Regions from separate parts of the Homo sapiens genome. Here all the other regions are linked to region 2. A link is a contact called in ENCODE Hi-C data. All regions are on one chromosome and are shown on one strand. The core of a region is the stretch at or near the end of the contact, and the rest is flanking DNA. Distances in the headings are between cores, read along the strand shown. Region 1 holds the start of AHCYL2 (adenosylhomocysteinase like 2). Region 2 holds the start of ARF5 (ARF GTPase 5). Region 3 holds the start of TNPO3 (transportin 3).

Region 1 (2,983 bases), core at 406-2,905, 1.6 Mb after region 2:
ATCATAAGCATTTATTCTGAAAGCCAGAATGCCTTGATCTTCTTTCCTGTGCTATTACGATTTTGGAAATCTTCACTTCGTGAAGTTGTCCTGCCTTGGAGTCTCTCATTTCCTGATCGCCAAATTTGTGCCTCACACTATGTATCGGAAGGCGTCTGAGCACTGCCATTTCCACAGAGCTCACAAGTGTACCAGACACAAGAGTTTCTTAGCTTCCTCTTCACATTTTGGCTTTCAGAGTAAAGAATGAAAAAGGGAAAACCTTGTTGTTAAAAAGTATTGGCAAACAATTTTCTTTCTTTCTTCCTTTTTTTCTGGGACGGCATCTCACTCCGTTGTCCAGGCTGGAGTGCCGTGGCATGATCTTGGCTCACTGCAGCCTCTGCCTCCCAGGTTCAAGCGATCCTCCTGCCTCAGCCTCCCAAGTAGCTGGGATTTCAGGTGCCCGCCACCACGCCTGGCTAATTTTTGTATTTTTAGTAGAGATGGGGTTTCACCATGTTGGCCAGGCTGGTCTTGAAGTCCTGATCTCAAGTGATCTGCCGGCCTTGGCCTCCCAAAGTGCTGGGATTACAGACGTCAACCACTATGCCCAGCTGGCAAACGATTTTCAAAGGCTGTAACAATTGCTCTATTTGTTGGACATTAGTTTTAGACAGTTTTTTGTTATTAAAAAGGACGCTGCGGTGCATGTCTTTTTGCTTACATCCTCTAAATGTAAAATTTAAAAATAATACAGAAAAGTACAAAGTAAAAATCACCTTAAATCCCATCACTTAGGAAATTAACTACTCATATTCACTATTCATATCCCTCTATGCTGATATATGTATCTGAATTTCAGATGATTGCCCTATTAGAATTATAGGTGAAAAGATTTGGCCTCGTTTAAGGCAACGTGTAATTCCTCAGCCTTGAATTTTGATCTAGTGATACCTAACTTCTTTGAGGAATGATCTTAGCTTCCAAACCCAGAATGTGACAGAAAGCGCCACAGCAAGCAAGGTCCTACTTTATCCCTTCTAAAAACAAAGCCACTGAAGTTTGGAAGGGTGTTGAGTTCTCAATATCACAAAGAAAAATAAAGCCACTTCCAGCCTGGAGCCGCCGCTTCTCCTTTAAATACTCGCTCACGTGATCGCAGACGGGCACGCGCGGAGGAACTTCACGCTGTCAGGACAACGAGCCATTCCTCTACCACTTCCCCTCCCCTAAGGCTTCTTGGCGTTCCCTCCCCGGAAGTCACAACTCCTCTGGAGACTTTCTCTTCCTCATCCCCTCCGTCGAGTCACCTATCCTCACTCCTTTCTGTTAGCTGCCGGCCCTAGCGCTCCCTCTCCTCGGCTGAATCTCACTTAGTGGAGGAAAGGCTGAAAGGACTACAACTCCCAGGGGACGCTGCGGGCCCCGCCCATGGGGCGCGCAGTGTAGGTCGGGGCCTGAGGTCCCACGGTCTTCTCGCCGCGTGCGGCCGGGAGCAAACGCACTACAGGTTCCGTGGCGCCTCGCGCGAGGCCAGACCGGGACGGGGCGGGGCGGGGCTGGAGGGGCCGGGACTGGCGGGCGGAGAAAGGGGGTGGGAGAGGAGGCGATGGAGGGGAGGAGTGGGGACATGGGGGAGGGAAGAGGAAGGGAGGTGGGAGGCGGGGCCGACCAAGAGCAGGAGCTGGAGTCTGAGCCGGTGGTTGCAGCGGAGGCGGTGATGTCGGTGCAGGTTGTGTCAGCCGCGGCTGCCGCCAAGGTGCCTGAGGTGGAGCTGAAGGACCTGAGCCCCTCCGAGGCGGAGTCGCAACTAGGACTGAGCACGGCCGCCGTGGGCGCCATGGCCCCCCCGGCGGGCGGTGGAGACCCTGAGGCTCCAGCTCCCGCCGCGGAGCGGCCCCCGGTCCCCGGCCCGGGCTCGGGGCCCGCCGCCGCTCTCAGCCCCGCCGCCGGGAAGGTGCCTCAGGCGTCGGCCATGAAGCGGAGCGACCCACATCACCAGCACCAGCGGCACCGCGACGGCGGCGAGGCCCTGGTCAGCCCCGACGGCACCGTCACCGAGGCGCCGCGCACAGTCAAGAAGGTACTGGGGCCGGGCTGCCTCTCTAGGAGAGGAAGGGAGGGGAGGGGAACTGCAGATCCTCTCGGCACGGCGGCACCACCCTCCACGCCCTCCTTTCTGATCGCAGGACCGGAGATACCCCTTGTCCCCTTAAACCCACTCTCTCAGAGATGCCCCCCAGCCGGCCCCTCGTGCTGGGAGCGGAGACTCCAGGAGGCACGGCCGTACTTCGCTCTGAATAACATGGAGGTAGCGCTCTCCCCTACTACTTGGAATAGGCAGCGGGAGGAGAGACACCTAATAGTACGTCCCGCGGCCCCAACACGCTCCCGGGTGTGATTTTCCAGCCTATCGGGGAAGAGACCTCGATAGTATAGAAAAACCTTACCGCTCACGGGAGTTCACACAGCAATAAGGATGAAAAGATCTTTAATACTTGGAGAACGAGTAAGGTGTAGTCACCTTGCATAGAAATCGTCAGAGTTGTCTGGTTTCCATACAGTTGATGACTTTCTGCCTTTCTGTGGCCAACCGTGGCCATACAGCAACACGATGCTGTGCCCTTCATTTCCAGCGACTGCGATATTCTCTCTTCCCTGAATATGTAAAAGGGTAATGGAGAGATTCTCCTCACTCTTTCGTGTTAAGAGCTTTGTCCTCCCTGCTGGGTATAGTTGGTCACCAGGATTATTAGGCTGTGTATGAAGAGAATGAATGTCTTATTGATTGCTTTATTATAATCTGAAAGTGATAGGAAGAAATGCTGCTACTTTTGGGAAAGACGATCTTTGTGGGGTTTTCGGTCTTAGGCGTCAGCTTCTTTCAGACAGTTTTGAGGAGGTCTCAGAATACCAAGAAGTAACTGCCTAGGTGGATGATAGCCCTGTATTACCCGTACATTGTCTATCCATAGTTGTCTGTCTCTCTCAAAGCTTGTCT
Region 2 (3,059 bases), core at 382-2,881:
AGGAAACCTGTGAGGAGACTTTCAGTCATGGGGAACAGAAGGTAGTGACAACAGAGATGGAAGCAAAGAGGCTGATAAAAGAGCTAAATGTAGAATTGACCTAACTTGGTGAACACTAGTTCTGTTATTATATTGGAACTCTCTAAAATGTACTCTTCAGCCTCGTAAAAGCCTTCTTAGGGATGCAAGTCTATGACTGAAGAGAAAAGGAAAGTCATTCACTCACTCATACCTGTTTCCCAAAGTCTGTCCTTGTTACAGACTTTGCAGATCAGGATGGGGCAGGCCCTGGAGGTCTGTTCAGACCCCGTTTCTCAGTGGCCCAAATAACATCAAGCTGTATTATACATAACATTCAGTCACATTATCAAATCATTTTAAGATTCACCATAACCCCTTAAGTTAGAACAAGTCTCATTTTATAGATGATGAAATAACGGAAGAGTTATGAGGAGTGCTGAAGCCAAATCCTCAAGAAATGGCAGAATTAAGATTTGAACTAAAGCCTGAAATCACGTGCTGGCAAGTGGTGGGTGCTCAGTAAATATCTGCTGAAAAAGCAAATGAATGAGTGAAGGTTTTTTTATTCCCAGCTCAGTTTACCTCGAGTCCATAAACAATTGATCCTAGAAGCCCACTGGGAATCCAGAGTAGACATAACACCTACCCTCGCTCCATTGAGAATCTATCAGTCCAGTTCAACTGAACAAGCATTTGTTAGGCCTAATAATGCCTGGCAATGAGCCAGTCTCCACCGCAGAAGAATTTCATTCCTATTTTGCTATTCTCCTCTCAGATGTTAAAATGAGGCAGGGAAATGACATGTGAAGCTCTTTGGGTCTACGGAGTCAAGATCTTCACAAAATCCTGAATGGATGTGCAAGAATAAGCCAGGTCCACAAGTCTGTGGCAAAGTGAGGAACTTCGGCAAAGCGGCCAGCGCCTGGACTGAGAGGCGGGGCCCGCAGGGCGATCCAAACGAAGGTGGACTTCTCCAACAGCCCAGGAGTGGGTCTGTGACCCCGCCGCCCAAGGCCGGGAATCTTACACTGGTTCTGCGGATTGGGAATTAGGAAGTAGGCGTTTTGAGGAACCATGGAAGCTAGCTAGCACTCGGGCACCTTCCCCTACCTCCCGCGCACTCTTCACACGACCACCTACTACGCGCAAGTCCCTCGGTGGAAGATGAGGCAGTAAAGGGAGGACCAAGACCCCTAATCGCAGCTTCCACTCCCCAAAGGAGAGTGGTGCACACGTTCAGTGCTACTGGTTCCCAAGGGCTAAAACCGGAGCCCCTAGGGGCCTGGACGCAACAAACCAAAGCCCAGCGGCCGGCCACTGAAAATGGGGGCAGGGGCCGCTGCGGAGCGATGAATCCTTTCCTCAGCCGCGCTCGGGCTGCCGGTTCGGCGGCCACAGGCCTGGCAGGCGCGTTAGAGACCTAGACCCGTTCCCAAGTAAGGGCCGCACGGGACCCAGGCCAGCAGCGGCAACTCGCGGAGCTTCAGCTCCCCTAGGAGCCAGAGCCGGGGGAGGCGGGGCCGAGAGCCGGGGGCGGGGCCCGGACGGGGGCGGGCCCGCGGTGACGTCGGGAGGGCAGCGACGCGCGGAGGCGGCGGCGGAGCCTCCTCCTGCTGCTGCTGCGCCCCATCCCCCCGCGGCCGGCCAGTTCCAGCCCGCACCCCGCGTCGGTGCCCGCGCCCCTCCCCGGGCCCCGCCATGGGCCTCACCGTGTCCGCGCTCTTTTCGCGGATCTTCGGGAAGAAGCAGATGCGGATTCTCATGGGTGAGGCAGATCGAGCGCGCGGCCCGGACCGGGGCGCCGGCCCCGGCGCAGCCCTTCCGCCCCCGCGTCCCTCCAGCCCCGCTCACCTGGGTCTCTGGCCCCGAGTCACCCACCTCATAACGCCCCGGGGCCTCTGCTCTCGGGCGGGTCCCGGTCTGCATCGCCGACCCCGGGGCCTGACACCCGGAGCTGCGGGCCTGGGTGGGGTGAAGCTCCCTCCGCCCCAGCCCGGCTGGTAAGAAGGGAGGATTCCGCCCTTGGAGACGACTTTTAAAACGAGCGCGGCCTACCTCCCGTGCCCCTTGCCTCCCAGTCCTCTCCCGCTCCGCGCCCTCTTTGGAGTTGGCTCACGCCACCCGACTGCCCTCCAGGCCTCAAAGGTAGATAACGACGCGCACCTGGAGGCGCTCCCGCTCTCCGCCCCAGTCACCATCAGCTGTTGTGGCCTCTCCCTTTCCCTGGTCTCTAGGGGGCTCCCTCGCTCCCATCTCCATCCCTGTGCCCCTTTCCGTTGCAGTTGGCTTGGATGCGGCTGGCAAGACCACAATCCTGTACAAACTGAAGTTGGGGGAGATTGTCACCACCATCCCAACCATAGGTGAGCCCGGGGACGAAGCAGGGAGCGGGAGCGCCGCGGCGGGCCCTCGCGGGGTCTGCTCCCAGTTCTGCCACTTTTCTGGAGCTGACCCTGACACCAGATACAGCTATTTGAGAAGTGGGTCAGGGTATCTCTACGTGGATACCGGAGGCAGGGTGGATGTGACCTAGCCCCGCCCTGTTGACCGCCAGTTCTGGGGTTCTGTTCCCCTGGGCCTTGATCATTGCCTTCTGGTTTTGTGTCCCTGCTGAAATCTAAGTAGTTTTAGTGAGTTCCTTTCTTTCAGGAGTTTTCTCATCTTTTTTTTCCAATTATCTGCAGGCTTCAATGTAGAAACAGTGGAATATAAGAACATCTGTTTCACAGTCTGGGACGTGGGAGGCCAGGACAAGATTCGGCCTCTGTGGCGGCACTACTTCCAGAACACTCAGGTGGAGTGTTGGGAGGGGACTTTCTAACCCCACGGGAAAAGGTGTTAGGGCTGGGAGAACAGAATTGTTGGCCTAGGCTGGGCCCCCAGGCCAAGGAAAAAACCCTTCCCCACTTCTACCCCTTCTGTTTGGCTATCCCCTACTCACTCTTCAGAACTCACCTTAGTCTTCCCCAGCTTGGACTTCTCTTTAGAAGCAGGATTCTGGGACCAGGCTGCCTGATTTAGCCCTCATAACATGTCTT
Region 3 (3,091 bases), core at 349-2,848, 1.5 Mb after region 2:
AAGGCAAAGTTGCTCCATACCAAGACCAGATTTTTAAAAAGTCAAAGTTGCAAATTTTTAAATATTATGCACTTGCAGCCTAGGAGCTGATTTAATAAGGCAGAGCACCTTTAAGTATCAGTTATGAGTTAAAATAAAGGGAAGGGGGCCAAAAAAAATATGGTTGTGAGTATAAAATGCAAAAATAAAGGTAAAGGTGAGTATTTTGTCAGCCTGTAAAAAAAGCCTCTTTAGTTTTCAAAGTACTTAATTTTTAAAGTACATCCTACATTAGAACCTAAGTCAGCCAGATAACCAAGAATACACATTTACACAGAAATGAAGCACAGCAAAGGTGTGAAAATTAGGGCAGGAAGCATAAAACATGAATCAAAGAATGCAGAAATACAACAGATATAAGCTACAATTAAATATCTCACCGGATGCACACACAGTTTTATATGGAATAATCAAAGCAGCAGTGATACCCATCTTATAAATAAAAATCTAAAAGCCAGAGAAATAACAAGGTTAGAGGATTAATATGAAACAAAATGAGAACTCCAAAGATTTTCTGAAAGCAGAATTACTGTTTTTTCTTCATATTATGTTGCCACTCCAAAGCAAGGGGAAAACTCGCATGAGTAAGAATCTAGAAACCTGAGAAGTTTCGAGAAGAACAGACTCAAACTGGAGTGAAAATAGGCAAAAAGAGTGAGGCATAAGGCTACGACTGGGAGCAAAATGCCAGATGCAAGTCTTGGACACGGAGGGGAGACGAATAAAGCCTTCTTAAGCGGAAGGTGGAGAAACACTGGGGTTGGATTTGGTGGGAGGAAGACAAAACGGAAAAGCACGGCCCAAGAAGCAACGGCAAAGGGAGAACTTAAACAAGATTAGATTGATGCCACAATCGAAGAGTATAAGACCTACAAATCAGATTCTGCCGGGTGGGGAAAGGGCCAGTTCGCGACCGATCAGGTGCGACTAGTTTCCCAAAAGCGGCAAAGATGTAGCTTCGCAGCCCCACCCCACGACAGCAGCTCCTCCCCAAGGAGGACCTCACGAGGTCAACTGCCGGGCTCAGGTTCTCCCCCGGAGCCTAGGTTCCACCCCGCCCCGGCCGTGCGGCACAGAACTGCCTCTCTGGGCCCCTCACCGAACGCTGCAGCTCCCCAAGCCAAAAAGAGGCGCGCTCCTTTCCGCTGGGATCTGGGTCGTGGTAAAGCGCCTGCACTGCCTGGTACACGAGCTGCAATGTCGGCTTTGCTCCTTCCATGGTGGTGGCGGTAGTGGCGGTAGCGACGGCTCTGATTCTTCTCCGGAGGATTCCTCGGTTGCTCCGCCTTCGCGCTTCCTCACTGTCTGGGCCACGGCCGCTCCCTGACTGGCGCCATCTCCTCCTCTTTGGCCGTTACCAGGGCAGAAGGCTCTCCGTGGAAGTTGCCCCCTCGGAAACAGCTATTAGGTCGTATTCAGGTTCCTGGCCTTTTTTCCGGTTTTTCCACTTGATTCTAGACTCTTGAGTCCACAGATTCTGGCGCTCCCGTCTTCAGTCGCTGACTTGCCCTCAGAAGCCTATCTTGGGAGGCCACACACCAGTGTACCTAAGGTTCGTTTACCCGGACCGGAAGCGACAGCACCGATACCTTTGGCACACTTCCGCCTGGTACACTACAAACGGCCTCCTTCCCGGCACGCCTCCTCTTGTCTCCCCGCCCCCTCCCGGAAGTAACCCTGCCGGGCCAGGAGCCGGGAAGAAGAGCCGGTGTTCTCTCTGTTCCTCGCTAGCAGCTTGGGACATTAGCGCCGAGATGTGCCCCATATCTGAGCTGCCTTCAGCTCCTTGGAAACGGATCCAGGTTTTTCCTACCCCTTCCGACTGCCCCATCCCTCTCCAGAGAATCCTTTTCTGCCCTGGTGATCAAGGCGCGTCAATTCAACTCTCCCTAGAGTGGCCACAGTACTGGAGATCCAAAGATGACTTAAGACATGGTACCTACGCTGGCTCTAGTGGAGGAGACAGACACGTAGTCAACTGAACTATTTTACAAACCTGAAATATGTGCCACATTGAGATAAATCCAAAATGCCTAGAATCTTTGTTCAGCTCCCCTTTACTTAGTTCTTAAGCCCAAAAGAGGTCTTCATTCTGCTTACAGCTCCTGGTGCTCTAACTCCAGAGCATTTTGCATACATCTTTAGGGTTATTCTCACATTGAACTGTATTTTTGTGAATGCCTTTCTGTCCGAATCCAATACCAGTGGTCTAACAATTCACAAAAGAAAACAGAAATATTGGAAACTGTACTATGGAGAAATTAGGGACAAAAGGTAACAGTATATTGATATTAACATTGCTGCTAGTCCTTTGCACTAGTAAATAACTGCTATTTGATAAATGATCACAATGTGTAAAACACTGTAGTTACAAGATCTCATTTAATCCGCCTAACAACCTTGCCAAGTATTAATAAAACCCGTTTTAGGCGCTGACACTGACCTACAGCGCCTCAGCTCCAGCGCCATGGCGCCCTCCAGGAAGTTCTTCGTGGGGAGGAACTGGAAGATGAACGGGCGGAAGAAATGTCTGGGGGAGCTCATCGGCACTCAGAACGCGGCCACTGTGCCTGCCGACACCAAGGTGATTTGTGCTCTCGCCACTGCGTATAACGAGTTGGCCCGGCAGAAGCTAGCTCCCAAGATTGCTGTGGCTCCGCAGAACTGCTACAAAGTGACTAATGGGGCCTTTACTGGGGAGATCAGCCCTGGCATGGTCAAAGACTTAGGAGTCACGTGGGTGGTGTGGTCCTGGGGCACTCAGAAGGCGTGTCTTTGGGGAGTCAGATGAGCTGATTGGGCAGAAAAGTGGCCCATGCTCTGGCAGAGAGACTCGGAGTAATCGCCTGCATTGGGGAGAAGCTAGATGAAAGGGAAGCTGGCATCACTGAGAAGGTTGTTTTTGAGCAGACAAAGGTCATCGCAGATAATGTGAAGGACTGGAGCAAGGTCATCTTGGCCTATGATCCCGTGTGGGCCACTGGTACTGGCAAGACTGCAACACCCCAACAGGCCCAGGAGGTACACAAGAAGCTCCGAGGATGGCTTAAGT

The links. A loop is a pair of places that touch in the nucleus more often than their neighbours do. Pooled maps may share reads with other maps.
Region 1: a loop to region 2 is called in a map of ascending aorta, with 10 times the contacts of the local background. The contact joins the promoter of AHCYL2 here to the promoter of ARF5 in region 2. A Hi-C loop is called at or near these places in 2 of 168 maps with a recorded cell type or tissue (ascending aorta and naive thymus-derived CD4-positive, alpha-beta T cell) and 15 of 50 pooled maps.
Region 3: a map of CD4-positive, alpha-beta T cell shows a loop between it and region 2 (10-fold over the local background). The contact joins the promoter of TNPO3 here to the promoter of ARF5 in region 2. A Hi-C loop is called at or near these places in 2 of 168 maps with a recorded cell type or tissue (CD4-positive, alpha-beta T cell and CD8-positive, alpha-beta T cell) and 9 of 50 pooled maps.

What each region holds. Positions count from the first base shown.
Region 1 is chr7:129,223,375-129,226,357 of GRCh38, forward strand. It overlaps AHCYL2 (adenosylhomocysteinase like 2), which reads left to right and starts at 1,656. Exons shown (of 17, transcript NM_015328.4): 1 at 1,656-2,065. The coding sequence starts at 1,703. RefSeq lists an enhancer at 1,160-1,269 and silencers at 1,550-1,619, 1,740-1,989.
Region 2 is chr7:127,586,780-127,589,838 of GRCh38, forward strand. It overlaps ARF5 (ARF GTPase 5), which reads left to right and starts at 1,632. Exons shown (of 6, transcript NM_001662.4): 1 at 1,632-1,786; 2 at 2,304-2,384; 3 at 2,706-2,815. The coding sequence starts at 1,720. It overlaps LOC105375490 (a long non-coding RNA gene), which reads right to left. Exons shown (of 5, transcript XR_007060511.1): 1 at 2,977-3,059. RefSeq lists enhancers at 453-1,079, 1,080-1,705, 1,706-2,332, 2,333-2,958 and a silencer at 1,469-1,958.
Region 3 is chr7:129,053,513-129,056,603 of GRCh38, forward strand. It overlaps TNPO3 (transportin 3), which reads right to left and starts at 1,599. Exons shown (of 23, transcript NM_012470.4): 1 at 1,139-1,599. The coding sequence starts at 1,258. It also overlaps the pseudogene TPI1P2. RefSeq lists enhancers at 1,132-1,631, 2,443-2,737 and a silencer at 2,443-2,737.